Linked DNA regions of Mus musculus: region 1 is linked to region 2. A link is a loop called in an ENCODE intact Hi-C map of the cell type or tissue named here. Cell type or tissue: left cerebral cortex. All regions are shown on one strand. Links, peaks and the distances in the headings refer to the core of each region. The heading gives the core; the rest is flanking DNA.

The links. A loop is a pair of places that touch in the nucleus more often than their neighbours do. Peaks named below come from ENCODE experiments on the same cell type or tissue, not always from the same donor. Only the 100,000 strongest peaks of a DNase experiment are listed, where the experiment ranks them.
Region 1: a loop joins it to region 2, with 15 times the contacts of the local background. A loop is called at or near these places in 4 of 42 quality-filtered maps.

Annotation. Positions count from the first base shown.
Region 1 is chr12:92,063,208-92,079,226 of GRCm38, reverse strand. No RefSeq gene overlaps it. Among named protein-coding and RNA genes, the nearest start is that of Gm40548, 69 kb to the right of the region's middle. In left cerebral cortex, for the core only: no CTCF peak of the experiment used is centred there; DNase peaks (open chromatin) are centred at 5,297, 5,832 and 9,773; H3K27ac peaks cover 1,437 bases.
Region 2 is chr12:92,184,944-92,200,962 of GRCm38, reverse strand. No RefSeq gene overlaps it. Among named protein-coding and RNA genes, the nearest start is that of Gm40548, 190 kb to the right of the region's middle. In left cerebral cortex, for the core only: no CTCF peak of the experiment used is centred there; DNase peaks (open chromatin) are centred at 7,772, 8,131, 10,553 and 11,756; H3K27ac peaks cover 1,353 bases.

The DNA of each region.
Region 1 (16,019 bases), core at 2,765-10,764, 120 kb after region 2:
AGGCTCAGCACTGTGAGAGGCTATGGAAGGCCATCTGTGAAGGTGCAGTATCAATTGCAGCTGACAGCCCAGGAACACAGAGGTCATGAAAAGGATTTGAGGCTTGGCACCATGAAGAGAGCCTATGAGATGCTATTGATAAAGCCTAGCTGAAGTAGAAGACCCCAGTTTATTGGAGATGCCAGTACCATAGGATGATCACCAAGAACAGCCGTGGCAATAGAGTGGTTCAACCTGAGCTTAGAGTAAGTGACCCTAGTCCTTTGGAGGAGCCCAGAAGATTATGTGTGGACCACATTGAAACAAGAAGTTGGAACACTGAAATTGCCTTGGAAACCCCAAGATTTTCAAGATGCCAGAGCCATAGGATATCTGCTAAGGAATGCTGCTTGCAGGGAGTGGAACCAGGCCAGGAAAAGAAGTTCGTTGCAGTCAACAAAGATAAAAAAAGAGTTGGAGATCTGAAGACCCCTTTGGCATCAGACATTGAGATGCAGAGTTTCAAGCTTGCCCAGCTTGTTTCCTGTCTTGATTTGGCAATTATGGTTAAGTGATTGGCTGGATCTCAGGAGAGACTTTGAACTTTTAACATTGTTGAGATTGCTATAGACTATAGGCACTTTCGATGTTGGACTAAATGTACTTTTTTATTATGCTGTGGTTAGCTATGGCCCCCATAGACTCATGTGTTTGAATAGGCCTATGGGGGCCAGGGAGTGGAATGTGATGGTTTGTTTATGCTTGAGCCAGGGAGTGGCACGATTAGGAGGTGTGGCCTTGTTGGAGTAGGTGTGTCACTGTGGGCGTGGTCTTAAAACCTTCAACCCATCTGCCTGTTAGCAAGTATTTTGCTAGCAGCCTTCAGATGAAGTTGTAGAACTCTCAGCTTCTCCTGCACCATGCCTGCCTAGATGCTGCCATGGTCACACCTTGATGATAACGGACTGAACCTCTGAACCTGTAAGCCAGCACCAACTAAATATTGTGCTTTACAAGACTTGCCTTGGTCATGGTATGCGTTCACAGCAGAAAAACCCTAACTAAGACATAGATATTTATAGAGAGAGCTAGATAAATGAGAACTAGATAGTTAAGTAAATAGACATAGAGCATCATAGACAGACAAATATGTTTAGAGTCAATACTATAATTAAAACAGAAAAAGTTATATATACATGTTTACATAATATTTGAGAGAGAATAAAAGTATAACTCACAGTATAAGTAACACATATATTCAAATAAGCAAATACAAAGATGTAGAGTGGAGGCCATCAAGGAAGAGAGGAACTAACAGAGGAAAAAAATTCAAATATATTCTGCTAGCTGGGCTGCCTTGACTGGCCTCAGTGGGAGAGAAGGTACCTAGCCTCACAGAGACTTAAAGTGCCAGGGTGGAGGGATACCCAGAGGAGCACCCACCCACTCAGAGAAGAAGTTGGGGTTGGGGGATAGGGGAAGATGGGAGGGGTGGCCAGGAAGGGAATAAGTGAGTAGGATGTAAACTGAATACGTAAAAATATTAATAATAAATTAAATTAAAAATTTTTTAAATTTGACCTCAAAACTCCATACCATCCTCACCGGTCGATCCCTCTTGCCTGAATGATGGCCAAGTTCAACTGAGGCCTAGGAAGGGGTTGGCAGAGCAAAGATTGTCAGGACTCAGATAAACCCATCAGCCTGAGAAACAGTAAGAAATTATGTTGAAATGATAAAGCTCCAAAATCATAAAGCACTTGCCAATCAGGCAGAGGAATAGAGACTTCGCGCTGGGTTTTTTTTTTCTTTTAAGTATTTGGAGGATTCTGAATTTGATATGCACAAAGGAAATGGTGTTTAGGAGCACACATCTAACAGAAAGGAAAATCGCTTGGCAGTAAGGACACTCGTGGACTGAAGCTTCATTGGCAAGGCGTGGGAGGAGCAGCATGCCTCTGGTCTGGCTTTAGCACCACTCACTAACTCTGATGTGTCAAGGAATTTAGCTTCTTTTTGGCCACAGTGTCTCAGCTTCTGTTTCAGCCACCATGCCTGCCACCTGTCACCTGCTGTCCCCACCCTCTTAGATCCTAACCCTCTGGAGCCACTCCTCATTCTAGAATTTACCTCGGACATGGTTTTTAACCTCAGCAACAGAGAAGTGACTGATGGACTGTGTTCATTTTAAACGTTGTTTAAAAACTCCATAGTTTTCTTATTTTAACTCAGTTTAAGAAGAACTACCGTCAAGGATAGCATACAAATAAAATGACACTAAACATGTAAAGTTCTGAAAATGTCTATTATAAACTCTTAATGAACGTTGTGGTATCACTCCCTTGTCAGTATCGTGACCTCTTATATCTTACGTTGTACTAATCATATTTATGCTAATTTCATGTTTGACTCTCAATCCCAAAAGACAGGGATGGTAATGAATTTTAGAAAGTTTATTTTATTACTTTGAATTATGTGTCTGTGTGTGATGTCTGTCTGTGGGTATGTGCACATGAGTGCCAGTGTCCACAGAAGCCAGAGGTATCAGATCCCCCTAGAGATGAAGTTACATGCAGTTGTAAGCTACCTGACAGGGTACTAGGCATCAAATCTGGATCCTCTGCAAGAGCAGCACACTGGCTCGATTGCCCCGGTGTTATTTTTAAAAGTGTTTGTCCATCAGTGTATGAAATATACTACAACTATATAAAATGTTTCAAGTATGTGTTGAAAAACAGTTACTTTGGGGGTAGGCTGATCAGTATTTCTCATTGCACAAGACCGCTTTCCTAGAGAGAATAGATTAACTTCATACCAGCGGCAAACCACAGATAAGATTGGTATCACAAACTGCTGCGAATAGTAAAGCACCATGGCTGTATTTCCAGGTACAGCTTCAAAGAGGTTTTTTCCCAAAGAGTTCCGGGAGTGTCTCTTGATTTCAGAATAGTCCACACCACTGTTGCTGTGAACCAAAACGTACATGTGTTTCACTCAGGTAGCTAGCTATCTTCGCTGGAAAATGCTGTTTCGTTCTCTTCTCTTTTCTTGCAAGCTGATCATCAGACTACATTGCTGACTTTATTTTCCTCTTTTCTCATCCTAACATGCTCTGCATAATCAGTGAAAGAAGCTCCTGCATTCATGAGCAGTAGCCTCTTGAAAATATCTTCTATTTGAAATTTTAGTTCCAAAATAAAAATGCAAATGTAGTGTGTGTGCATGTATTTGTGTGTGTGTGTGTGTGTGTGTGTGTGTGTGCGTGTTCATCCAACTAAAAAGAGAACTGGTTCATTTGTATTGACAGAGATTCAGTTCACACATGGGTAGTCGTAGTACAACCATGAAGAAACTTACCTCCAGAGTTATGAGTGAAGGCTTGAAGCTTATCAACCTAGTTGCTACCTGTGTCTCTTCCTTCACAAGCTGCTTGTCTGAACATCTGTCTCCTCATTTATTCCTCTATCATTAACTAGATATCATGATAAAATGATATAACTAGTCAAAGCACCTCACAACAGCTGACATAAAGTAGAATGGCATTGGCACAGTTATTGAACTGTGTGTCAGGCTATAAGTTCATTGATGAAGGTGGACACACATGACAACATAAGCAAAATTCAGCTGAAAAAATGAGGGACAGACACTCAGATATGCAAGCTGAGGCTTACCAATCTGAGCAAATCACAGGAGGTGATAGTGTCTGAAACTCAGTTCAATTTCCTAAATGTCTAACTGCTTCCATTTTGAATTTTCTGAGCTAATGAAAGTTATTTGTATAGCTACAGACATTGAGGAAGATGAAAATTGAAAGGAATATTTTAAGACCTTAAAAGGAAGTTGAGGTTTGCTCTGTTAATAAATCATTGTTTTTCAAAGCAGAAGTGTCACTATCCATGATGGGAATTTCTACTAATTTTAAAACTCATTTTACCTTTACCTGTGTCTTATCAAATAGTGAGTAATAAGCGTTCTGTTGCCATGTACAAGTCTTCCTTTGTATTTTCTGATTTATAGCTGAGGAACATCAGATATGCTGTTCATGCAATCTACCTTCAGAAAGTATTCTGAACAGCTGTCCTTTCTTGACATACTCCAAGCTAGTTGGCCCTCTTAGATTCAGCATTTTAATAAACATATATACAAATTGTCTCCTATTAGCAAAATATTTTTTATTTCCTGTGTGTTTAGACAATTTGTGTTTGTATTTGTATTTTATATATTCATTTAACTGGTATGTATACGTGCACCAGTGCACACACATGTGCACACACACAAACACACATGCCACTCTACACTCGTGGAGGTTGGAGGAAACTTGTCTGAATTGGTTCTCCCCTTCCACCAAGAGTGTCCAAGAACCTGACTTAGCTTGTTGGGCACGGCAGCAAGCCCCTTTACATCCTGAGCCATCTTGCTGGCCCAAGGTTATTTTTCATTCTTTAAGATGCATTTGCATTTGTGCTTAAATTCTTAATTTAATTTAAATACTTAATGTAATTATATCTTACCTTAATTAAAATAACTGAAAATTGGACCTAATTTGAAATAAAGATTTAATTTCCTTTCAAATTGAAACTCAATTTAATTTAAAATTAAAATTTAATTTAATTTAAAATTGTGATTATTTCACTGCGATCTAATGTGATTTAAATTTTAAATGGCTACAGATACAAACCAAGAGCTGATATATCATTGGAGAAGTTGGCAACAGAATATTAAAACCGTTTGAAGTTAAAATAAAAAATGCAAAGTGACATTCAAAACTTCCAACTTCCTATCCAAAAGAAGCAACTGAAACAAACCTAATATGTTCAGAAAGTCAAAATTTTTGGCTGGGAGATACTCTGATTAAAACTAACCATTTTCTAAAGTCTGTATTCATCGTCTCAGCTACCATGTCAACCTTAGTAGAATTCATGTTTTCTTTAAAATCGCAACTATTTTTACATTTATCACAGATAGATTTGCCCCTTCCCAGATTACAATATTGGTTAACGAAGTACTAAGGGAATTCATCCACTTCTTAGCCAAATTTCCTCCATATTGACAGCCAATGGTGAAGACAACATCTGCCTGAATCACTGATGTTTCCCTTTAGCCACTCTGCCTGAGAATATTGGCCGATTTGCAAATGGAAAGGCCAGCACAGTGTGCTATACCACGTTTCACTGATGCGGTTATATAACCACCTGCTGACATAAATGAGGCCTTTGTTTTGCGTGCATGGATCAGAAGAATGAAGCGGGCTATGCTTTGCTCCCAGACATCACACGTTCTAGAACAAAGATCCTTTTTCCCATTCACCTATCTCTCCGCTAAGTATTGTCTCCCAAGCACACTTCTGATCAAGACAAGGAGGAAAGCTCCCACTTTCTGCTTTCTCCATATCTTATGTTTTAACATACTTAGACATCCAGAGATTGAAATATACTACACTCTAGTTTCTCTTAATCTTTACAAAGGTAGGTAAAATTGTCGCTTTTTAGAAAAGCAAGATGATATACTAAAGAGAAGAAATTATATTTTAAAAGGTACGTGAGAGAAAGGCCAGCAAAACAAACAATAGCTGCCTCTTTTCAGCAAAGTTTAACAGTTTTGCCTCTTTATTTTGAAGCTATGCTTACTGTTTAAAGAACTACTATCACCAGTGTTGTGTGAGAAAATGTTACTAAAATACATATTTGCACCATCTCACTTCAAGGGTTATATAAATCCCTGCTTGTTTACTGAAAAGCAATGTCATCCTTTTCGGTGATTGCATCCCAGCTCTGTAAGAGAAGATGATTTTAAGCAGCCGAGAAGATTTGGAAAGAACAAGGAACGGTACCACAGACGGTGCGTAGGTGGTCACTTGGGGGAGCGGGGTTATGCTGATAAGGAAGAGAGAAAAATGGAGAGGGAAACAGAGTTCTAAGTATATTCGTTTTCTTAATTTATGCTGGAAGACAGAATTATTTAGTCACACCTCTGTATTTAATGCAGAATCGGTGATGAAGCAATCACGGAGATGTAAATCAGCCCGTCAAGCAGAGGGAAGGTCTGCCTTTTAACCATCTTCCTGAGTAAGGACAAACGAAAATCTTATTTCACATCCCACTATGGGTGTTTGTTTGAGATTCAAGCAATGGGCATCCATTTTGAGGATCTGGGCTTCTGACCATCATTCAGTTGCTCACTGTCAAGGGACACTTGCCTGTGAATCCAGAGGCTGTGCCACTTACTGCTTCCTATGACCCTCAGAAAGCTGCTTTTCTCTGAAACAACTTCATCATCTGCAAAGTGAATTATTTTGATGATTTGATAGCAATACACACACACACATATATACACACATATATATTATATATATATTAATCAAACAGTCCGCATCACCTATCATAAATAATTAATAATTGCCTTCTATTATTAATTCTTGCCAGGATCTATTCATCCTTATTCTTAAAAAAAAAGAAAAAAAAAGGCTATTTTTCCCTTGGGAAATAATGGTTGACCACAGGGGGGATTTGGACAATTTAAATGCACCCTAAATCCAGACATATATTTGCTCCAAACCTGGTCAGCATGAATGGTGACACCTGCTATGCCTAAATGTGCTCCTGAATTTACTGAAGGGAAACGTGATTCTCAGGACCATTGTATCAGGAAGTAGGGGCTAATGGGAGGTATTAGGATGAAAAGGACATATTCTCATAAATGACTTAATCTCATGATTGAAGGAAGCTTCCCCACGTTTTGGAATTCCTAGCATGCACCACCACACCTAGCTTTGTGTGTGTGTGTGTGTGTGTGTGTGTGTGTGTGTGTGTGTGTGTACATGGGAATGGGTGTCATATATATATGGGAACTTATGAAGGCCAGGAATTGATATCAGGATTTTTCCTCTATTGCTCTCAACATTAATTTCTGAGAGTCTCACACTAAACCTCCAACTCAGCAGTCAGCTAGCCTGCTTGGCCTTTGAGATCACCCTTTCTCCCCTTCCCAGTGCTATAGTTAGAACTCGCTGCCACTGCCACACTGGGCTTTTTGAAATGGGTACTGAGGACCCGAACGTACATCTTTCTGTTTGCATACTGTCTTGGTTTTGTTTCTTTTGCTGTCGTAAAATATCCTGACAAAAGCAATGTAAGAGAGAAAGGGCTTAAATTAACTCATAGTTCCAGGTTATGGTCCATCATGGAGAAATCTTGCTAGGGAGAGCCCAACAAAACTGGTCTTAATGCATCCATGGTCTAGAAGCAGAAATGAATAGATCCATGTATCCATGCCTGTGCTCACTCTGTCCACTCTTACACAGCTCAGAATCCTCTTCATAAAAAATGGTGCCACCTACAGTGGATGAATCTTCCCAATTCAGTTATGGAAATCTTATTTCCTCAAAGACATCCTCAGATATCTTTCTTCCAGGTGAGACTGGATTATATCAAGTTGACAATTAAGAACCCCATACATAGCTACTAAGCACTTTACCATTCATCCATCTTCCTAGCTCAGATCTCAATAGCTCAGTAATAATCAAAGAAAAAGAGATCATCATTTTGGGAGGGAGACAGAGGATGAACAGGGGAAAGGTTGGAGGGAGGGGACATAGGAGGAATTGGTGGTGGCTAACAATGTGATTTTATTGCAATTAAAATTAATTTTTAAAATTTACACATAGATATTTTGTTTGGCTTCTGCTACCTACCTTCCCAAAATAAATTGGGCCAAACTCATTAGCAATAACAGTTGTGATTACAGACTATATACATTATTTAGTCTCTAGCTACTTTTTCTCTGAAGACCAGAAGGGTGGGGTTTATGAAGATAAGTAAATTTTCTTTTCTTTTTTTTTTAAAGATTTATTTATTGTATGTATGTGTATGTATGTATGTACAGTACACTGTAGCTGTCTTCACACACACCAGAAGAGAGCATCAGATCTCATTACAAATGGTTATGAGCCACGCTGTGGTTGCTGGGAATTGAACTCAGGGCCTCTGGAAGAACAGTCAGTGCTCTTAGACACTGAGCCATCTCTCCAGCTTGTAAGTAAATTTTCTAAGATCACACATGTTTTATTTTTAAAAGTTGTGCCAGTCATATGGCTCAGCAAGTAAAGGTACTTGCCACCAAACCTTGCCATAAAACCTGTGTTTGATCCCCAGGTCCCACACATGGGCATGTTAGGAAGAGATTTGGTTTCCAACTTCCCCATACATGCCAGATAAAGTGAAAGAAACATTGTGCACAGTAACACACACACACACACACACACACACACACACGGTAGATAGAGATACATACATAATACATACATACATACATACATACATACATACATACATACATACTAGATAGATAAGAAATTTTTCTAAAGTCACTTATCCTAATAGAAATAAGAACTCTCCCCTCTTATTTGAATTTGAAGTTTAACATATTCACAATTCTGTAGAAGAAGAATAGGGGGGAAGGAGGGGGACGAGGAGGAGGAGGAAGAAGAAAAAGAGGAGGAGGAGGGAAATAAAAGAAAAAAAGTAATATTCTGATAGACAGTTTTACCCAGTCATCAGATATCATCATGAAATTTAAGGTATCTTTTGCTGGCATTTTTCTGTCTTGCATTCAGTAGCATGCTGCCATGAAGATGGGTTTCCTTCTTACACTGTATCCATTAAATGAGAGCAGATCACAGGACAGAGAGAAATGTATCACTAAGAGGAAAGCCCTCATTCAGCAATTGGCCTTTACATCCAACCTCTCTGACTCTGCAGAAATGAGGCTTCTACAAGCATAATTTCAGGTGTTAATTTAAAATTCCAAATGTGAACCGTTGAAATCCTGGCCAAATATAATACCATGACTTGTCATGAAATATTTGATCATTTTACTATCCTCATCAATAAAACTGTTTCTTAAATAATCAATGGTTAATGTTCAGATTGAGGCCCTAAGAAAGCTTTCTTTTTATTTCTCCCCCAGAAAATAATTTTTATAGTTCATAGTGTAGTCTACATAATGGGCACAGCTGTGGACATAATTCCCTATTTCTTCAAACTGATACCAGTGATACTGTTTAATTTCTTAGCATCTTCTACTATCAAGGCAGCATGTCAGCATCAATCATCAAAATATTGGGAAAGAAACAGCACAGGAAGGCAGGATAAAAAAGTAAAAGAGAGACAAAGGTTATTAATAGTTACAGAATTAAATTTGCTGGAGAAAAAGGATGGTGTTGGCCATTGCACAATTATCTCTGATTGATTGACATGACAAATGTTAACAATAGCAAGTGACACAGACCAGAGCAGAATGTCACATACATCAAAGCACAAATCCAGACATTCTTTGTTATTAATTTAATCTTAGTTTAATCACTCACTCCGTATGTAATTTTTCTTCTTTAGAGATGAGGGTTTATCTTGAAGCATGGAAATCATTGATTTTTTTCCCTCTCATTTATTCTTACAAGTATATATTTTATATTGAACATATACTCCCTTCTTAGATACATCCCCCTCACTTGTTAATTGCCTCTGTCCTCCTAGACAATTTCATTTCAATTTTAATTTAATATACACATACATGATTTTATGTTAGCACATAAAAATCTAGACATCATGGATGAGAAAAAAAACATATGATAATTGTCTTTCTAGTCTGGCTTAAAATGTTTAATACGGTTATCCCCAGTTGTAACAATTTTCTTACAAATGACATAACTTCATCTTTTTATAGCTTGGAATGGGTGGGCTTTGTTGGAGGAAGTATATCACTGTGTAGGTGGGCTTTGAGATCTCCTAGTGCTCAAGTTCTGCCCAGTATGCAAGAGACTCCTTCTGGCTGCCTTTAGATCAAGATGTAGAATTCTCAGCTCCTTCTCCAGCACCATGTCTGCCTAGACACTGCCATGCTTCCTGCCATGGCAATGGACTAAGTCTCTTAAACTGTAAGCCAGCCCAATTAAATGTTGTCCTTTGTAAAAGTTGCCTTGAAATGTAATTGAGGAAAATACGTAATAAAAAAAAAACATTTAAAAAAAAAGTTGCCTTGGTCATGGTGTCTCTTCACAACAACAAGAACTGTAACTAGGATTATATGTACACAAACATATATACATAGGTTGGTTTCATAATTAGCTCTTGTGGATAGTATTGCAATAAGCATTGATATTCAAGTATTTCTGTGATATTCTGACTTGGACTGTACCAAGTAAATACTCAGTAGTGGTATAGCTGTGTCTTATGGTAGATCTATTTCTAGGGCTTTTTTATTTTACATTTTTGATTTATTTTTATGTGCGCATGTATGACCATGTCTCTGTGTGTGTGTTAGTGTGTGTGTGTGTGTGTGTGTGTGTGTGTGTGTGTGTGTGTGTGTGTTTGCCATGGCATGTGTGTAGGTCAGAGGACAACTTATGGGAACTTCTTCTCTCCTTCCTTTTACTTATATGGATGCCAGTAATAAAATTCAGGTTATCAAGCATGGTGTCAGGCATCGTTGCTACTGAGATACTACGATGGTCCCTTTTTCTAGATTTTTCTATAAACTTCCATACCAATTTCCACAATGGTAGAACTCATTTTTATTCCCACCAGCAGGATATAAAAGTCTCCTTTGTGCTATCTGAGTGAGCACTTGTTGTGTGGTATCTCAAGACAGTTTTCTATCTCTGATGGTTTAATGAGGTTGAAATTTTTTATATGTATTGTCCATTTATATTTCTTCATTTGTGAACTGTCCACTTAATTGACTCAAATGGTTGGTTGAGTTTTGTTTTATTTTTGCTGTATTTTTTTTGAATCATTGGTATATTTTAGATATTAGTTCTCTGCCAGATATATATCTGGCAAATATTTCCTCAAATTCTTGTGCTATCTAAAAGAGGGTCTTTTGCCCACTACAATACATATTGTTAAATCAAATACAAAGAAGAGAAACCAAAAGGCAATGAACTGGAGGAAAGAACCTGTATCTACTAGTTTCCCATTTCTATAATGAAACACTTAAAACAACTTACAAAGAGAAAAGCTTTATTGTAGCTCAGGGTTCTAGAGGTTACACTCCAAGGTCAAGGTGCAGGTAGCACAGCAGGCTGGGAGCTTCAGGAGCACAGCTATTTTACCGCACATACAATGAAGCAAAATAAGAGAAGAAAGACCAGGGTCCCACATCCTTACCTTAAAGACACGGTCACCATGACCTAATGTCCTTATAAAAACCCTGCTGACTGCAGGTTCTCTAACCTCTACAGTATCCCTTATAGACCAAAGCCTTTAACCCATGATCTTCTCCAAAAATACCAATATCCCAACCATAGCAAGACCCAGTTGAAGCAAAACCTCAATAGCAACCCTGAGTGAGGCAGATGAAGCTTGAAAGCACAGAATCAGGAGCCAAGGGCCCAAGGTGATGCGAGTAAGGAAGCTTAGATAAAGGTGAGGTTGCCAAGGAGCCAGGAGAAGTGAATTCTGAAACTGAAGCTTTAGCCTCTGTCACTTCAAAGTCCTGAGGCCACCACACCAGCCAATGAGGCTGAAGACACCAGAGTCAGGGAGCACACGTTGTAATTAGCAATGTTCCATAATTCCCACACCAATGTCGTGCAATGGTAGATCTTCTGTGGAAGAAAAATTCTAAAATAGTCAGTGAAATTAATTTCTTAGTGATTCATTCCTAGATTACAGAATAATTCCAAAGGCTTTTGAACAGGTTAAATTTGATTGCTTTCTGACTCTCATTAAGTTTCATTTATTTCCTTAGTTGAGAAGAAGTACAGAACAATTGCCCAACTACTACAAAAGTAGTTAGAATATTTTCTTTTTAATTATTTCAACTGAGAGATAAAACTTGGGTTATGTTGTGCTCATCTTGGTCAGTAGCCTGTTACCATTTTATAGAGACACAAACTCACTTATACTGAAACCTTTTACTGTTAAGTTACTTAAATTTATATATCAGTAATTCTATACACAATCATTAATAAACAATTAGAAAGGCATACATTTAGGTGTGTGTATATGTACGCATTTGAAACTTACAAAGATACTAGGGAATCTTCAAGGCACATGATTCAAACTCTCTTCATATTTTTTAAGGTATATATCACATGTATGAAGTACGTGTGTGTGTGTGTGTGTGTGTATGTGTGTGGGTGTGTGGGGGGGTGTATGCATGTATTTGGAGTGCATTGAGCTGATCTTGCTGTGGTAAAAAAAAATAAAATTCACACTTAGCATATCATATTCTTATAGGATACAGCATATGAATTAGTACAGAAAATGGCTTTGTTCCTACTGTATCTTCTCATTGTCAGTTGTCTTTTCATGGTGTTCCAGTTTCTAGGACACATTTAATTTTGGTGGAATTAAGCATGGATAGCTCAAAATTATATAATTAAATATATTTAGCTTCAATTAACAATTATAATTGACTCAAAGCTGTTAACATGACACCTGGTAACAGTAACACAGTAGCATTAGCATTTAGTCATTGATGTGTGCCAGATAATTATTGAAAAATGGAAGAAGAGAAATGGCCAGGCCAAAAAAAAAATTTTTTTTCCACAGGCTATATGCAAAAAGGGAGACACATCGCAGACAAACTGTATTTAGTGCAGTGTCAAAGAAAAAAGCTTAAATAAACGTCCATAGTCAGCAGGGGCTAACTAAATATGGAAATGAACCAAAATCACTGTGTTTTCAATATTTTTTCCTCAGAATGCAAATTTCCTTGTCAGTGTGGAATCATTTCTCCACATAAGAATATGTGATCCAGAGAAAAATCAGTATTGTGTAATAACTCACCTATCATTTCTGCCATCACAGAACATCTAATATTTTTATTAAATATTGTTTGGGAGATGTGAAATAAATTCATAATTTGTCCATTAATTCAACTCATTTGTAAAGCTTCTTTGACACCGTTCATCACTGTAGGTACTAAACATATAAAAGTAAACAGACTAGAAACTAGTCTGGAACTTTTGTGGGTTTGTTTGTTTGTTTGTTTTAGTTTTTAGTTGGGACAGGAAAGAATTGTGAGCAGAGACAAAAAAAAAAGTATAGAAAAAGAAAGGCACATCCATGGGTGATCATTGACCATCTAGAAAGAACCGAAAGATCCAAGTTTCTGGGCAAGCTTCTGCACGGGAGAGATTCTCTGCATTAAGTTAGCCGAGGTGGGAAGACTCGCCCTAAATGTAAGAGGCTCCATTCCATGGGCTGAAGCCCTGAGCTGCATAGAAAGCAACCAGCAAGCTGAGGAGAGACAGTCAACATTCTATGCCTCCCGGGGTTCCCTTCACCATGACAGCCTTGCGATGACAGACTGTGCTCTGACACTGTGAGCCCAAAGCAACCCTTCCTTCCCAAAGATGATAGGTAGGGTGTTCATCACCGTGAAGACTGATATGAATGCATAGATGTGCAGTGTATGTTGGAAATAGAATGAGAAGTTTGATCAATTATAGAGGTTAAGTGAAAGAAAGAAAGAAAGAAAGAAAGAAAGAAAGAAAGAAAGAAAGAAAGAAAGAAAGAAAGGAAGAAAGAAAAGAAAGAAGGAGAGGAAAGAGAAGCAGCAGGAAGGAGTCGCTGAACAGACTCAAAATTTTCTCTGGAACCAATGATGTGCGGTGCCTCTTAGAGCAATCTATAAAATGTTTTCTTTTTTCCTTATTTATTTTTCTCTCATATATTACATCCTGACTGACGTTTCCCCTCCTCTCTTCCAAGTCCATCTCCCCCCTCCCCCTCCCTATACCCTCCTCCATTTCTCTTCAGAAAAGAGCAGGCTTCCCAGGAATACTGACCAAACATGGCATAACAAGTTACAATAAAACTAGGCACAGACCCTCATATCACATCTGAATAAGGCAATCCAGGAGGAGGAAAAAGCATTCCAAAAGCAAACAAGAGTCAAAAACAGCCCTGCTCCCACAGGAACACCAAGCTAGACACCCAGAACATGTATTCAGTGAAGATAGCTCAGGTTCCTTGACTGTCACGTCAGTCTCTGTGAGCCCTTATTAGACCTGATTTGTTGATTCTCTGGGCTGTGTTCTTAAGGTGTCCTTGACCCCTCTGGCTGCTGCAGTCCTTCCTCTCCATCTTCTGTGGGATTCCCGACCTCTATCCAGTGTACGGTTGTATATGTTTTCATCAGTTATGAGTGAAGAGTGTCTCTGATGACAATAATGCTCTACTTGAATCTATAAGTATAGAATAATATCATTAAGAATCTTTTCATTGATTTTTCTTTTTGGCCAGTCATGTTTGGTTCTATTCTAGGTCTCTGGTCAGCCCCTGGTTCCTAGCCCTCTAGACAATGTTGGACATGGGATCCTTCGGTAGCATTGGTCTCATGGTGAACCATTCATTGTACCACCTTTACCCCAGCGCATCTTGTAGGCAGGACTAATTATAGGTCAAAGGTTTTGTGGTGGGGTTGCTGTCCCAGTTTCTACCAGACTTTGAAATAAAGACTAAAGCCAATATTCCTCAAATTATTTCACAAACTAGAAACAGAAGAAACATTGCCAAAAATCATTTCTTTGAGGCCACAGCCACTCTGTTACCCAAACAGTACAAGATTCAACAAAGAAAAAGAACTACAGACCAATTTTCCTTATGAACATTGGTGCAAAAAAATACTCTATAAAATATCCATAAACCGAATCAAAGAACACATCCCATGATCAAGCAGGATTCAACTTGCAAGATGATGCAAGAGTGATTCAACATATAAAAGTCTGACAATGTAATCCACCATATAAACAAACAGAAAGGAAAAAAGCAAACAGATGATCATATCACTAGATGCTAAAACATCCTTTAATTAAGTGTTTCGATGCAGGCTCAGTTATAATACAAGATGTGATGTAGTCAGACTAAGGTAAGCCCAAGAGTGAGCATTTCTGATGACAGTCTAGAGCAGTAGTTCTCAACTTGTGGATCCCCACTCCTTCAGGGGTTGAATGACCCCCTCATGGGGATCACCTAAGACCACTGGAAAACAGATATTTCCATTACAATTCAAAACAGTGCCAAAGTATAGTTAGGAAGTAGCAGTGAAAATAATGTTATGATGGGGGGTTCACCCCAACATGAAGAATTGTACTAAAGGAGTGAAGCATGAAGAAGGTTGAGAAGTGCTGGCCTAGAGTCTCTGCAGGGTACTGGTACTCAAGCTGTGCTTTGAGTGCAAGGTCTTAGCCAACCGGGGGAATGCAGCTGGAAGAGCAGTGTCGAACTGTGTGGAGATCTAAGGAACAGAGTTATGACATTTGGCAATGTCAGATATTGAGGGAAGCCTGCAAGGAAAACAGAATTAGTAAAACAGGATTCAGTACAGAATCAATAAAAAGAGAGCATTTCAGTGGCATAAGATGTGCATATGACAGACACTAGTAATATGAATAACTGCAAAATTGAATGATATAAACTAGAGTTTGGGCTGAATATAGAACTATAGTTCTTCTAGGCAGGAAAGACCAACCCCCCAACACACACACACACATACTTCCCAATGACTCCATTTTGGCCAATACTACACTGATCAATATTGTAGAATCATTTGGAATTTTAAAGCTCTTTTTTTATTTTGTTTTTTGTTTTGTTTTGCTTTGTTTGTTTGATTGATTTTTGAGATGGGGATGGGTTCCCCCTATTTAGCCCTGGCTAACCTAAAATTCTCTATGTAGACTGAGATGTCCTTGAACTCCCCAAGCTCTGCCTGTCTCTTCTTACTAAGTGCTAGGTTAGAAGGTCTGTGCTGCCACACCAGCCTGGAATTCTTCCTGAACATGTGGGAAAGTCGAGGTCAAGGCAAAACCAATGAGCCATTGCAGTCTTCACTAGTGAAATTTCAACAAGTAGATTAAAATTAATCAGACTAATTGGGCCTTTTCTGGGAGCAATGGAGAAAAATGAACATGTGTAGAGACTGAAAAAGTTAAAACTACTGCTGAATTTTGTCTAACCTATGAGTTTTAAAAAGCAAAAGGAAGGTGATTCCCCTCAAGGGCTATTCAACGCATTTAAATGTGAGCTCACCAAAGC
Region 2 (16,019 bases), core at 5,053-13,052:
CATCAGGGTCACAGACTCCACATCACACTGCTCTATTTCTATTCCATATGAACAACTTCACTGACTTCATGGAACTACGTTCTGCAGAAGGAGGGATACAATAGTCAAGCAAACAGTATCCCCCACAGTGGCAGGGCTGTAACAGAGTGAGTCATGACACTGGGGTAATCTATGGCTGGGAGAGGGAGGGGCTAGAAACATGGGGGATATGAGCTGTTATCTGCAGTCAAGGCTATCTGACACTGATCACAGATTCACATTATCAGCAAACATATTTGTGGCCAAGTGTGATTACAGTTACACATTTATTTTTCCTGTGCATTTGCTTGCCTTGCTTTCCAACCTGCACTTGAGATGCTATATAAATATGTGGTTCATATTTGACAATTCTGATTATTTTTCCCATCATTACAATTGGGTGGGGTTTTTTTTGCCTGCTTAATTTTCCTCAGAGTGCCTGAAATATGATTTTAGGAGGCACTGGTATGTACTCTCAAGTGGGCTCCAGGACCTGGATCAACATGCATGGAGAAATGAGCTACAGACATTGGGCAAAGAGCTGCTTGAGTACAGAACCTACAGGACATGGATGGAGCAAGGTATTCTGTGAAAGGATCCACTTTAGTTTCAACCACACTCCAGCAAAGAGAAACTGGATGAGGAAAAAGAAACCTTCAGATAACCTGGTAGCTAGAATCCTGGGTGGGAAACCATGACAACACGGAGGACAAGGAGCTTCAGGATATTGCAAAGAAACCATGGTGAAAAAGAACCCATGGCCACTAATTATAGATGCTCACCCATCAGAATCTTTTCGCATCCTTCTGAGAGATAAGGACCCCTCTCTTATCCAATGGCAATGTACTGGGTCCCAAATGAAGATTCATAACTGCGTTAAGTCAATCAATACTCTTTGCAGCCATTTGAAAACTGGTGTGTTTTAACAAGAACTCTGAACTAAAAATAATCTAGCAGAAGCTTCTAGACACAAGCTCAAGAATGCAAGGAAGGAGCTAAGTCTTGGGAAGAGAGACATCACAAGAACAATCTACATAGACCTGGGTTCTAAGTAGCTGGTTTGATCATGGTGGTCAGGCAAGAAGACTTCTCTGTTAAAGAGAAATATGATTTGTAAAGGAGTCCTTTGCACACCCAGTATACAATGATGATAATGAGAGGAATCTAAATGAAGGCTTTAATTCTGCTGTCACCAAAGCACAAAAGGGGGGCATTTTCATCTTGTTATCCCCTTGTTTTGGAGGGGACCTTATTAACAACTGGGAGCTTTATCCTTCCAAAGCCATAAAGCAATAAATGGCACAGAAGTGAGCTATAAATTACATCTAATTTCACTGTCCTATAACATCAGAAACAGGGGCTGCTCCAAATTAATGGGCAGCAAATTTAAGGCAGATATAGGGATATAATTTTCTATGCAATACTTAATTAGCTTCCAGAAACTGCTACCAAGGGAACTTATCTCAAAGCCCTATATGCATCTAGCAAACAGTAAATGCAATTACAGTACACAGTAAAAGAAGCAAGTAAGACCCCTCCTAGAGTTTGCAACCCATCCTAATTGCTCTCAGACTGTGATCAAAAAGGATGTCCCATAGTGGCATACTGTGCAATTGGCTTCTTTCTTAATAAAAGTGGACCATTGCTGTTCCTTTATAGCCAGAGTTATGCTATAGCAAGCCCCTTCATTGCCTCTCTGTAGTCTTGTCAATGATCTGCCTGAGACAGTGGTGGCTCTTTATGTATTTAGTTTAGAACAATATTGAGACCAACCATAAACTCTAGCTGACAATGAAGGATTGGTAATCATGGTGGAGAGATCCATAGCCTTCTGTTCAATAACCACTTAGGGTGTCATTGCCCTCGATATTAAGCTTTAACCTGTACCAGGGTTGAGAAAGTATAGCACACACTTGGGAAAGCACATGCCAGCACGGCCAGTCATCCCTGCCCATGACAAACACAATACAGGGTATTTTGTTTTTCCTCTGCCAGCTCAGTAGCTAACAAAGGCCTTGAGAGCCGATGTCAGCAAATCTGTCCTTGGATCCCCTTCTCAGTGCAAGCGACTCGGCATCTAATCCTCCTTTTCTCAGATTCTGGACAGTGTTGCCTAGAAGATATAATTATCATCAGAACATGAAAGGCCCAAAACCAGCTGGGAAAGTCCTTCCTTCACATTTAAAAATAATAATAATGTAAGGCTAATTATATTGCAAAAGCAAAAACATGGTAATTAGGATGAGCATATATATCTGACTTCCTGTAATTATTGTTATTCATTTTGGCAACTGGGATTTTAAATATTTGAATTTTATTTTCTAAGCCATAAATGTGAGAAGTGCAATTTATTTACTTTAGCGTTGATCACAGAGAATTAATTTTCACCTATTTCTCCACTCTGGTTTGTCTTGTGGTCTCTTTCTCTATTCTCGGAGACAAGAACATCTCAAATGTGTGTGTGTGTGTGTGTGTGTGTGTGTGTGTGTGTGTGTGTGTGTATGTGTCTGTGTGTCTGTGTGTGTGTGTCTGTGTGTGTGTGTCTGTGTGTGTGTGTGTCTGTGTGTCTGTGTCTGTGTGTGTGTGTGTCTGTGTGTCTGTGTGTGTGTGTCTGTGTGTGTGTGTCTGTGTGTGCATGCGCGTATTTTACATATACTGCCTTCAAATCATTTACTTCATATGATTTTTCTTCTCTCTGCTTTCTGAACATCATTTCCACTCTGAGAGACTCCTGTGATCACACTGGGCTTAGCCAGTTAACTAAGTATAACCTCCACATTTCCACACCTGTAACTGAATCACATCTGCCGTATACCCCAAATTAGTAATTAATATGTCCTCAGTGCCAGGGACTAGGATGCCATGATTTAGTCTAACAAATGTTACTGTGTAATCAGTTGAAAATATCCCACAGATAGTTAAATCCAGAAAGCATTCACTATAAAAATAATAGTAAGCATGTGACTTTTAGTGTACATTTTTTGCCCCATTGTTTTAAAAAGGATACTAATGACTGTTGTATTTTTCACTACAGTAATACAGAACCCAATAATGAAGTTTAAACTTCTAGTTTCTTTGGAAAGTCAGTTATGTCAAATGATGTTTTGCTGGGACACACAGGTGAAAGGATGTGTTGCTATAGCAAACATGTGAAAGGACACATGATGTTCAGAAAGAATACAAATATGACCCCACAGACAGTGGGAGCTCAAGTACTGGTTTGCTTTGCTCCACCTCGCTAGTCATCACCAATGACATGCATGTATTGTTTCTCCTTACATTGCATTGCTGAGCTCTGCTTGTGGTGATGCTATAGAGATATGTTCACCAGAGAACTTCTTGTGAGGTTCCTGTGGCTTCCTGATGCTTCCATGGCAGCCTCGGGCCTGTTGGCCATTGGCTAGCCTTGGGCTTTCTTCTGGATTGAACTGCTCATGCTGGTTCCTGTGTGGTGTCTGCCAAGTGGAATGGACTACAGCTACTGGTTTCTGTGTTTTGTCTGCCAAGAAAACTGGACTCCAGCTGCTGATTTCTATTGGATGTTTGCTACTAGACTAAACTGCTAATATCCTGATAATGAAGATTGGACTTGTGCCCAAAGAACTATTTCTAAACAACTCTACTTCCCCTGTGTCCTAATAACTTTTCCACTACTTCTGGTGGATGGTGGCGAGAGGAGAAGTTGAACCCTTATTAAAGTAGGCTGAGAAAAATTTATGCCTATACAACAGTTCCCAGCCTTTTCAGCAATCAAAACTTCTTCCCATCTCAGAGAATATTGAATAAATTGGCATTCACTTTAAAGTAAAGTCTTGTGGGCAGTGAAGAGGTGATCTGGATGGACATTGAATATTTGAAATGAATAATGACATTTTTAAATTTAACTCAGTTCTTTAGACTGTGACTACATCTGATAAATCAAACTTTAATTCATTTTCAATTAGTTTCTGCAGCAAAGTGGCCTATTACAAAAGGGCATATACTTTTAGCTCTGACATATAAAGGCTTACACATTGTCCTCCAATTCATACATGAAAAAAAAATCTGTAAAAATCTAAGTCACCTACTTTGCTTAGATGCATAAGGCTTCAAGGTGAAACTGCTCCCCTAAAATATTAAGAAGCAAAATTGTCCAGAAATATACCCACCTCAATATATGAAGCCCACATGAATCTGAAACCATCACAGATGTAAAATAGAAGTCAAAGGAGTCAGATTTTATTGTGATGCCCAAAATTACAAAGAAAATCAAGTGGAGGGAAGAGTTGCTTATCTGGGTTTGTGGTTTGAAGAAGCTCAGTCGATAGGCCTTGATTCTGTGGAGTCTGGGTCTTGGTGAGGGAGAACATCATATCTTTAGGAATACATAGCAGCCACTCAATTCTTGGTGGACAAGAATCAGAGAAAAAGAAAGATAGGCATAATCTTCAAAGGTACACTCACTGATCTACTTATTCCAGCATCCCTAAAATTTCTACCACATCACAGATTTCTAACTATTGTTCCAGCAAGAATAAGAAATCGACTTAGTATTATATCATATTGCTTGGGGCGGGGGGTAAAGCTGCATTATAGTCAAGGCATAACGCTAGTAATTGCAATGGATACAAGAAGAAATATACTGTTCATGGCCTAACAATAATAGACAAATAAATAAATGTACTTGCTAAGCATATCATCCAGGGAGGGAGTTACAAAAAAGAGATTCATCTTTAATCCCTGTCTATTTGAGGAATTTGACAAGTAGCTATTCTACTTGCTTAGGGAGCACAGTGCAAGGCAGAGTGAAGAATAAGAAATGATTCATAATTTACTTCCTTTAATAAATATATTTTCACACATGAACCAAGTCAATTAAAACAAACTTAACTGCAGTCCTCCTCAACAACAAAAGTAGATTTTCTAGTCCTGTTATAAATTTGTGTAAGGTTTACACAATTAAAAATATTTAAATGAGAAAATAAGCAGATGAGAAATTTTCCACAGTCTAAAACCATTTATTTCTGGCCATATTTTAGTTCAGAAATAGGCAGCTTTTTTTTTTTTAATCTTTCACTCCATTCGTGCATCTGTTTGTATGTGCTATCTCATTTCATCCTCAAAATATCTAAAAATAAAAACATTAGTATCTACAGCATAAATATGAAAACCAGCACAACATGAGTTAGTAACCCTAACCCACCTCCTTCCCCTCCCACAAAATCTTTATTGTCCAGACGACAGAGAACCAGTAAGGTTGGGGTGGAATGCCATGTCAGATCACCTTGGGAATCTCAGTTTATTATTCTTTTTAGGACTCATGCTGAATAGAGGTTAGACTTAACTGTTCTCTTCACCCTTGGAATTGCCCAGTCTTCTTTTCTTTGTCTTGTTGTTTTCTGTTAGTGTTAGGCAGCCATCTCCCTCCAAATCACATCCCCAGCTTTTTTTTTTTTTTCTTTTTGCTTTACATTTTTTCAGGATAAACTCTCACTATGTTTCCCAGGATGACGTTGAACTAAGTCTGTAACCCAAGCAAATCTTGAATTCTAGATGTTCCTGCCTCATCCTCCCGAGTCACTACTGTAATTTCAAGTCTGTACTCCTATGCCTGGCTTAGACTTCACTTCTCGCCATAGAACATTATTGATAAGTATTGATAGTCTCTAGTTCACAGGGATTCAGTTCGGCATTGTACTTTATTTTACGTAGCAGTAGAAAAGTCCATATGTATAATCAGCATCCAAACGCTGACACCATTGCATACACTAGCAAGATTTTATTGAAAGGACCCAGATATAGCTGTCTCTTGTGAGACTATGCCGGGGCCTAGCAAACACAGAAGTGGATGCTCACAGTCAGCTATTGAATGGATCACAGGGCTCCCAATGGAGGAGCTAGAGAAAGTACCTAAGGAGCTAAAGGGAACTGCAACCCTATAGGTGGAACAACATTATGAACTAACCAGTACCCCGGAGCTCTTGACTCTAGCTGCATATGTATCAAAAGATGGCCTAGTCAGCCATCACTGGAAAGAGAGGCCCATTGGACACGCAAACTTTATATGCCCCAGTACAGGGGAATGCCAAGGCCAAAAAGGGGGAGTGGGTCGGTAGGGGAGTGGGGGTGGGTGGGTATGGGGTACTTTTGGTATAGCATTGGAAATGTAAATGAGCTAAATACCTAATAAAAAATGGAAAAGAAAAAAAATAAAAAATAAAATTAAAAAATTTAAAAAATTAAAAAAAAGAAAAATCCATATGTGTTCTGTGAAAACCATAATTAGTATTTGAAATTTAAATTTCTTCCTACGGTAGCAATAGCCAATTGTTGTATCGAAGTTTGAAACATTCTTTTCTACAAGGTATCACCTTTAGCCAGAAGGCAAACAACTCAAAATAGCTTCAGAAAGTCCTTGAAACTGACAAAGTTCACTAGCTCCCTCCCAGTGTAAGCAATAAAGGGTACTGAAAGCTCCTCTCAGACAAGTCAAGTTGCAAAAACACTCTGAGACCAGTCCAGCAGCCTGGAAGAAACGGTAATCTGTCCAGCTGCCTGGAAAAGGTTTAGACCAACTGAGTTACTTACAAACGACGCTCTCCAAACTGTTGTGCTGCCTGTAATCTATGCAGTGCACTAGAAATTCCCAGCCTTTGTGGGCTGTCACCATGCTGGAGTGATCTTTGTGTCTTTGAGTCATTTCTACTCCTGTAAATAATTCCTCACACATACCCCTAGAAGCAATCCCATTAAAACCTACTGGTTCAGCAGCATGGATTGTGGTGTTACCCATGCTTTTGGTCTGGCCTGGGATCCCTACATGGGAGGAGTAGACATGTCTGTTGTGTCTTTACAGGAAGTCTTGTCACATGCCAGCAATATAATAATGTCTCGTGATATGGGTCAGTAATGAGCACAATGCTGAAGAAAGGAAAACCTGCAGTACTCTACAGAGTGTATTATTACTAAGAAATGATGTCCAGTAGGGGAGGGTATAAAATGCATCTTTCTCTTTACAGTATTTCTATCTATGATTGATTTATCAAGATAAATCATTACAGCGTAAGTCGAGGAGCACCTTTGTAGTAAACAATTGCTTCCCAACAAAAAGTCACAGGCCTTTGAAGACACAAAGCTTACGTCATAGTATTAGAGAGTAAAAGGAAGGCAATTTACCTGCCCACCCCTAATCCACAAAAGACAAACCTTTGTTGTCACTGAGAATATGATCTTGATGCATGGTTGAAACTGAGTATGAACATCACCAGAGTCTGGAAGTTTTAAAACAAATGTCAGGTCCCTGAATTAAATTGGTGCTCTAAGTTTATAGATATTCTTAATGAATATTACTCATTTTACCCCTGAGTTTTAAGTTCTTTTGAAACTTTGTTTCAATCCACATGAAAGAATAAACGTCGGTATTTAAATGATCATTTAAGTCATAAACCTTGAGAAATGGTTATCAGAGGCAGCTAATGACCTAACTCCTCAGCTAATGGAGGTTAACAGTCTAATAAACCATTTGTGAACTGCAGCAATTGACTGATTGCAAGAGAATTATAGCTATTGTAACTCGGTTTTATGAGTGATGGGGCAAGAAAGATCCAGTTGGATGGGGACAGAGTGAACAAGCACACCAAGAGGTGACTGTGAGGAATATGATTGTCAGGAAAAGGTCCTGTCACAAGGAATGAGATAGAGAGGGGAGCCGCCATGACGCACATGCATAGTAACTAAAACCATGGGAAATGTTAGTCCAGTGATAAAAGTAGAAATTCACATAAACAGAGCATACCTAAAGCAGTCAAATGATGAAAACTTAGAGACACTCAGACTGAACACAGAACTTTTGGTTTCACAAAGAACCATCTTTCCAAATGCAACTAAAATACTTCTCACAAAAAAAAAAAAAAGAAAGAAAGAAAATATGTGGATCTTGAGGTTGAAAATTGGAATCATGTATCTCATACAATTAGTGAGGGTTTTAAAAATAAGCACACTTTTAAAGCAAGCGTGTAGGCATTATCTTTCTAATTTGGGATGTCAAGAACATGCAGTTTCAGTTCGGATTATATTTAATGATTGCAAAGAACAAACAGTCAAATGGCTTAAGTAAGATAAATTTCCATTTCTCACTTGTATAAAATAGTCTTTGCTGGTGGGTGACTTCTGCAATATGAAACCAACAACGATTGATGCAGGTTCCTACTCAAACCATTCCAACAACTCTTGGATGTGGATATTTTTTCCCCTAGAGGATGACTCTAAGAGCTTCACCTCTATAAACTGGCCTAGGTAGGATGAGAAAGAAGCAAAGAAATCCATGAGTCTCCACAGTGAAGAATTCAACTTACAAAGAAATGTTTGGTCTTTGTCTTCAGCTACAGGGAGGATGTCCCTCAGTCTCTGGAGTCCTCTATGTGATAGGTCTGTCTTTGAGTGGAAGCTACAGCCACTTGTGGTAGTTTGAGTGAGAATAACACCCATATGCTTGAAAGCTTGGTCCACAGTTGGTGGAAATGTTTGGGAAGGATTGGGAGGCATGTGTGTGGCCTTGTTCAAAGAGATGCCTGACTCGGGGTGGGCTTTGAGATTTCAAAACTCCACATCACGCCAGTTAGCTCTCTCTGCTTCATGGTTGTCTCTCTGTTCTGTGTTATCTTCCTGCTAATCCCTCTGCTATTGTTCCAGCTCCAAATCTGTATTTTCTTGCCTGCTGCCACACTCCCCATCATGATGGTCATGGGCTCACCCTCATAAAATATAAGCTCCAGGTAAACTCTTCTATAAGTTTCCTGGGTCATGGTTTCTTAGCATGGCCACAGAATAGTAACTAAGACATTAATGAAAGAGCTAACGATGTAATTCAAGGTGAAGACCACAGGATGTGTCAGCTATGATTTCCATGTGAAATAAGGCTATAGGTATTAGCTCAAATTACAAGAGAGACTGGAAACTACTGGTCAGTCACTTGGCAAATACATGATGAGGCTCCAGTAAAAATTCTAGACAGCTGATGTGCCAGGGTTGGGGGACATGGTGCAGACCTCCCTCCCAGAAGAGAAGGGGAGGGGCAATAGGAGGAGAGATTGTGTGAGGAGAGACATGGAGGCAGAGGTAGCAATAGGGATATAAAATGGATAAATTAATTAATGGAGAAAAAAATTCTAAACAAGGTTCAAGTGACCCTCCCTAGTGGCTAGCACTCCATGTGACTATCACATATCAAAACCAGACTGTGTTGACGTGGCCCACAGCTTTATGGGAAGTGACTATACAGAAGTTGCGTGCATGTGGATCCCCTGTACCTCTCACCTGATCTACTGTGAGAGCAACCGCGTAACCCTACAAGTTTTATGAATCCTTCTCATCAATCATAAAATTCCACTTTTAGGAAACTAACTTCACGTTAGACCAACAAAAGTACAGACTCCAAACTACAACTTGCTAAAACTTCTACGTTTTCCCTTTACAGGGATATTTCTCGAAGTAACGTACCACCTTATGCTTACCTTGTCAGCCATAACTTAGTCAAATGATGTGACTACTTACAAAAGAGATTACTAACTCACTAAAACATAGACTTTGGGCTGGGTATGTTGCTTCTCTTAGTAAACTTAAAGTCCAGTGGTTTGGGAAGAAAATAGGGATTTCCACACTGTGACACATCCACTTCCTCAAGGAGGCTGAAAAAATTCATTCTTAAAAGTTTACATACTAGATGGACAAAACTACAAATTTGAATTTATTGTTTTAGAAAAAGTCAAAATGTTTCCATATAATGAAAAGTTCTTATCATCTATTATCACTTTTCCATCTGAATTATTTTGCAGTTCTCAAGCATGAAGACTTGATTTTTTGGCACCGTGACAAATTATTCCTGGTCATTTGTAGAGGGGGAAAAGGTAACAGACACACGAAATGTGGTATGTTTGCTGTGATGGTATTAACATTTTATAGGGAAGAACACTATAGGGATGCCAGGGCCAATGTTTGCTTTATATATTTGAAACCCTATGGGCGTTTTTAGGTTTCTACCCAGGCTCCAAGTGACTCCTTCCCTGAAGGTCAAGGTGGATGCTTTCATCCAGGTAGTTCCTTCCCATTACCTTGCTCCTCTGCACTGATAACCCTGGAATTCCCTTTGCTTCCCAAGGAAAGAAAGTCTGAATCCCAGACAAATTGCATCTATAAACCCTTCCACAGCCACATTTGTCCTTTCTGTCTCCTTTCTGTCACCTATTTTATTTCTGCCTTGTAAATTTAAAGCATGCGGTTGCTCTATTTCAAACTAACTTCCTTTACAGTCCAGAAGCGGTCTTTCCAAATTCTACAATGACTTCTGTCAACACCCATCTTTTAGGAGGGTCACCTCTATAAGACTCATTGATGGTTTGGCTTTAAACCTACCCCTGGGTCTCTTCATCAGTGTGTGCGACACAGATGTCCCCTGCAGCAGCATTCTCTAAATTACTATACAGCAATCAATTTGTGGTACAAATGGATTTCCCCCCCAAACTCACAAACAAGAAATAACAAGCTGGTTATATAAGCCCTCAAGATACTGGGTGTAAGTCACCCACCCCCTTACTCTAAGAAAGCCTTTACATTTCAGAAGAGGGGTGTTGTGGCTCTTAGTGAAAGGGAGAAGTGGCCAAGGATAGGCACACAGCAACCATGAGACATTCTTATCTCTCTAATTGTTTTAGCCACCAGTTCATGCATTGCAGCCCTGACCAGCCTTTTTCCAGGTCTATTCTCATTAAGACAATTGCTTTCTTCCAGCCATATCCTGGTCCAAAGTGTTGAAAAGATTTTTCAGAGTGGAAAGATTTTTTTTCTTACTTTGGCCTCTTGCTGAGGTTCTGAAATGATGTCTGTTCTGTCTACAGAGATGATCTCTGCAGTCTCTCCTGAAGCAAGCTAAGCAACAAGAATTCTGGGGCCTTGCAGCTCCTGTGGCCACCGCCTGACAGTAAATGCAAGTCTTATGTGTTCAAACCTAGAAAGACTGTTTTGCATAAACAGTGTTCCCTCTAAGCAGTATTATTGATTAAAATTGTCACACTTTTTGTGGAGCACTGGAAAAGAGCCCTGCAACCCTTCCACTCACCTCATTGGCCAGAGAGTAGCCAAATGCAAATACTGGTCTGCTCAGGAGCTTGGACCCTCTGCCTCTCCTAAGGAGGAGTGCAGAAATGTCAGGTTCATCTCAGAAACCTGTGTCTGCTATAAATTGTTCCATCCCTTCTACCTCGAAAAGTTTTTCCTTGTCTGTGGCAGGCTTCAGTGGTGCCAGGCAGGGGTGAGTGCATCCTTTCTACAGTCCTCCATGGCTTCACTTTCGGAACCTTTGCAATGTAAAACACTAAAAGGCTTCACTGGTTTTCTGCCATCAAAATCCTTTTTCTGGGTGGTGGGTTTTACAGAGGCATAGCAATACATACCACAGCCTCAGGATCACTTGGGAACTTGTTAAACTGTAAAAATTTCAGGCCCTACTACAGATCTTACTGACTCAAAGCTATTAAGATAATTAAGCTGGACTATACTGAAACAAGCTTAGCATCTGGAGCCAGAGAAGTACTTTGTGCCTCTGTTACCTTGGCTCTCAAGTAGGAGTATTGTTAGTATTTGCTTGAAACTGAGGGTTTTTAGTGGTAACATGCATGATCATCTAAAGTTCCTAGAATAGAGCCTGTACCAAGCACTCTAAACATAGGTACAATGTTCATTACAATATCTTCTAACTAAAACTCAAGTTGTGAAAGCTGGGGGCAACAGGGAATGTCAGTGAAGAGACAGCAGTTACTATTTCAAAGATGCTAATCCTCAAAGATGGAGAAACAGGAAACTGTTTCTATCAACTCTTTTAAGCTCATTTCATAGTCCACAGTTTGAAGGAGCTGTTTCTTACATTTTACTTCAAATTAAGGATTGTGAAGAAGCCTGTAAAACAGATTTCCTAAAATAAATGGATCAGTATTTGTATGTGATCTAATTTTGCTATACTGTCAAACACTGCCTGGCCCTCCCCCAAGGGCTGACCTTAGCACTTATATGCTGATTTATGTATTGAAATGCTGTGTTAAAGAAGCCCAAGGCTGGCTGATAAGTTGGAGTTTTAAAATCCTACTTCTTCCCCCATCAGAAACGTTTGAAGTGTGTTATTGTAGATGGGCTGAGTTTAGGATTAAGGAAATGACCTGTGGAAAGAAAATTGCTCACTCGGTCACAGAAGGTAAATTTAATTCTTCAAAAATGCCAGTGCCCATTTAGTAATTTAGGTAATTTACAAAACACAGGCTATTTACACTATTTTTCAGAAATCACTCTCCCAAACCTGATGCAGCGGTGGACCTCTGAAGAGAAGGTCGGGCACAGATTTGAAAATTAATGTCTTCCACAAATGCAGAAGCTATCGTGTTATAAGTGGCAGTCATCCATGTTTTATTTAAAAGAAGGTGTTATGTTGACACAAAATTCTCTTTGAATTTTCCCCATAAAGGTCAGCATCACTGCTAAAAACTGAGCATAGTTGATACTATCTAGTAAGATTTCTCTATGATACTTTTAAGAAAAAATGAAGGTGGCTTGAAGCAAGGGGAAAGATGTTTACTGGAGATTAGTTGCATCTTCCAAGTCTTCAACTGTTTGCTTCATTTGAGTTTTCTTACAACATAGATTAGTATAGATTAGTCTGCTGTCGAGAATTATATTGAAACAGAAAAAAAGTTGGGGAAATAAGTGTTCTCCCCCTATTTGAGTACCTGAAAACATAGTTTATTTTGTTGATGTTTTGATTATCATGTTAATGATTTTTGTATCATGAAAACACACAGCACTGAGATTAAAATAGGACGAATAAAACAAAAACATTATTAAATAGGAATCACACTAATGAGTTATCTCAGCAAATTCTTTCATTTTATGCCCAGGATACATAGGGTCGTGCTGGTAGCAAACTTGGTGAGTTTCAATACTTTGTTATGGTTTGCATATGATATATTCCTCAAGAAGATTTCCTGTATGTGAGTCTTGGTCTTCAGCTGATGGATCATGAGACTGCTAACTTGATCAATGTATTACTGTCACTGAAGTTCATAGCTACATGGCATCTTAGGAAGTGAGGCCTAGTGGAAGGAAGTTGGTCACTGGTGGTGAGCTTTTAAAGGGTCTGATGATGAGATAATGAGTTCTGTCCTATTTTGCTCTCCCAATGTGTTGCGTAGACATCTATGATGGGACCAAATGACCATGGGCTGAAGCCATGAGCCAAAATAAATCCTCCCTTAAATTGTTCACAGTAAATTAGGATTGAAGAACATGGAGATTTGCTGTGACTAAAGCTGACCATGTGCTGTGGACCCCACTGTCAACAGAGTCAAGGTTGATTTTCATCCCAGGTCCACAGGCTGTGTCACACCTCTTCTTCTCACCCTCTCAATGATCCTGACGGAGGTCCTATCATTACATCTTTATAAATAAAAGGAAGGAAAGCAGAGATTAGTGCATTGCCCAAAGCCAAACAGGATAAATGGGAAAAAATTAAGATGCACACAAACTCTTTGACTCCAAGGTCTATGTGCCTCTGTTTATTCTTTGGCAAGGGGATCACACGACTAGGCATTTCTTTCAGAAGATTAATCTGGCTGTGCACAGAGCATGCGTTACCATTTCCTGGTCCCTAGCCCAGGTGGGTATGCTTCACAGCTCCTTTTGCTTATTTAGAGATTTGTGAGAGAGTAGCTTCATGTTTCTTATACTTAAAGGCTCTTTGCACACTTATTTTTTCCTCTGCTTTTTCAGAAATTTAATTCCTGAGCTGTGATTTGACCATTTCCCCCCTCTCTCAGGCTCTCCCAATTACTTCTCCATTTTCTCTTACTGGAGCTAATTTCTCTTTCAGTGACCCATGAAGGCTTTTCTAAGGCCTTTGGCAAAGATACTGTCTTCTCAACATCCAGGCTAATGGCCCAAGTAAACACAGAGAGCTTAGAGGGACAGAAGGAATGTGCTGGATATAATTACAAACGCTAGTAAACAAACCTTCCTCGCACTTAACTCTGCAATGCATCCCTAAGACTAATTAGTTCTGGGGACCCACTAATAAATTGTAATATTTCTCAAAGAGAAATGGCTTACAATTTAATTTATATTAAGCTGTGACTGGAGTTTACGCTAATTAAATCTCGGCCACAATAACAATTAATCCCTGGAACAATCCAAAAATGTAAATAATGTAATAAAGTAAACAACTCTGCAAGTCACAGGGGAGGCACAGGGGAGGGGCAGGGGTCTGGTGTGCAAACCGCCAACAGGGGAACTGTTTCTGACCCTCTCAGAAAAGAGCATTTGCTTTTTAATAAGCAGAGCTGTGCTCTATTCTACATGTATCTCTCCCAGAGAGTAGATTTCCATTGTAAATACTGAAGGTTGACTCTGGAGGTGTCTTCCATGAACAATGACTTGTCAGGGATCGCAGTAGGAGGAAGATGAACTGTACAACATGGAGGCTCAAGGGAATCTCCAAGGACAGTGGCAGGCCTGAAATTGCATTCAAGGCATTGTACGCTGCCCTCTTTCTTTTGTATGTCAAACAGCTTCTAGTCTTAAACACTCATTCATTTTGCCTTTCTCTTCCATGCACCTCCACCCCGACCCTGGGCAAGAAGGGTCTCTGGGTGGCATCCTTCACTTACAGATGATCTTTGCTCTACAACACGTATTTTTAAAAATAAAAATTGCATTCTTCTGGGTAGAATTTCATGCAGTTATAGAAGTTTAAACAGACTGCTTTGTGGAATCAAATGTACTTCCCAAAAAAGTTATCCATTGTGTCCTGTCTTTGGAATGCTTTATCCAATGAATACTAAAGACTTCACGGGCGTGACTTTTGTGATGCCATAGCTCTTAGATGCACAGTGATCCAGCTATGAAGGGGACAAACAACTATTCACACTCTTCTCTAGCTGCTGTGGGCAATGCTGGAGTCTGCCAGATGCTTCAGTCTCTCTAGGATCCTACACTGTAGCTAGCTTCTGTTGAACACATGTCTACTGTGTGGTATTATAAGAGTAAGATGAGGAGACATTCTTGCCAGTGGCTCTGAATGTGCTTGCTGTTATCTTTGCAATATAATGGAATCAGACCCACTTCTTTCCAGTAGGATTCTGCAAATAACCAATGGGAGTATGAGGAGAAAGGAAAGTGTTGAAGACACAAAATAAGCACTAGACAAGCTCATAATGATTTGCAGTGTCTGGTGGGTATTTTCGCACTGAATAGCTCTGGATTTGACTCTCAACAACTTCTTACAAAGTATTACTGTTTCTGTTTGAAACATAAGTTTTAATTGTTACTAGAGGGTTTCCAATTCAATATCTCACAACTAATTGACAGTCAAACTATGCATTTGGGTCCCAAGTTCACCACGTTTCAACAAAGGCCCGTTTTTCCACTTTTGGATTCATCATTGCGATGAACTACATGTGTTCCCTTCTAAATGTATACACTGAGACTCTATGAAGATTAATTTCAGGAGTCACCTCACTTGAGTTAAAGGATACCCAAATAACTGGAAACATACTACTTCTGGTTACATTTGAGGGCATTTGATCCCAGAGACTAGCAATTGATCCAGTAGCCTAAGGCAAATTTGCCTTCTTACTGCTCTATTGCTGTGAAGAGACAACATTACCAAAGCAAATATTGTAAAAGAAAGCATTTAATTGGAGCTTGTTTACTGTTTTAGAGGGAGTCCATGACTATCATGGTGAAAAACAGACAAGTATGACTCTGAAGCAGTAGTTGAGAACTTTTCATCCTGATCCATAGACAGTAGGAATAGTGTGACTCTGGGCCTGGCATGGACTTTTGATACTTCAAAGCCCATCCACTGCCTGTGACGTACCTCCTCCAACAAGACCACACCTACTGCAATAAGACTACACCCCCTAACCCTTCCCAAATAGTTCCACTACATAGGGACTGAGATTTTAAATACATGTGCCTATGGGGCC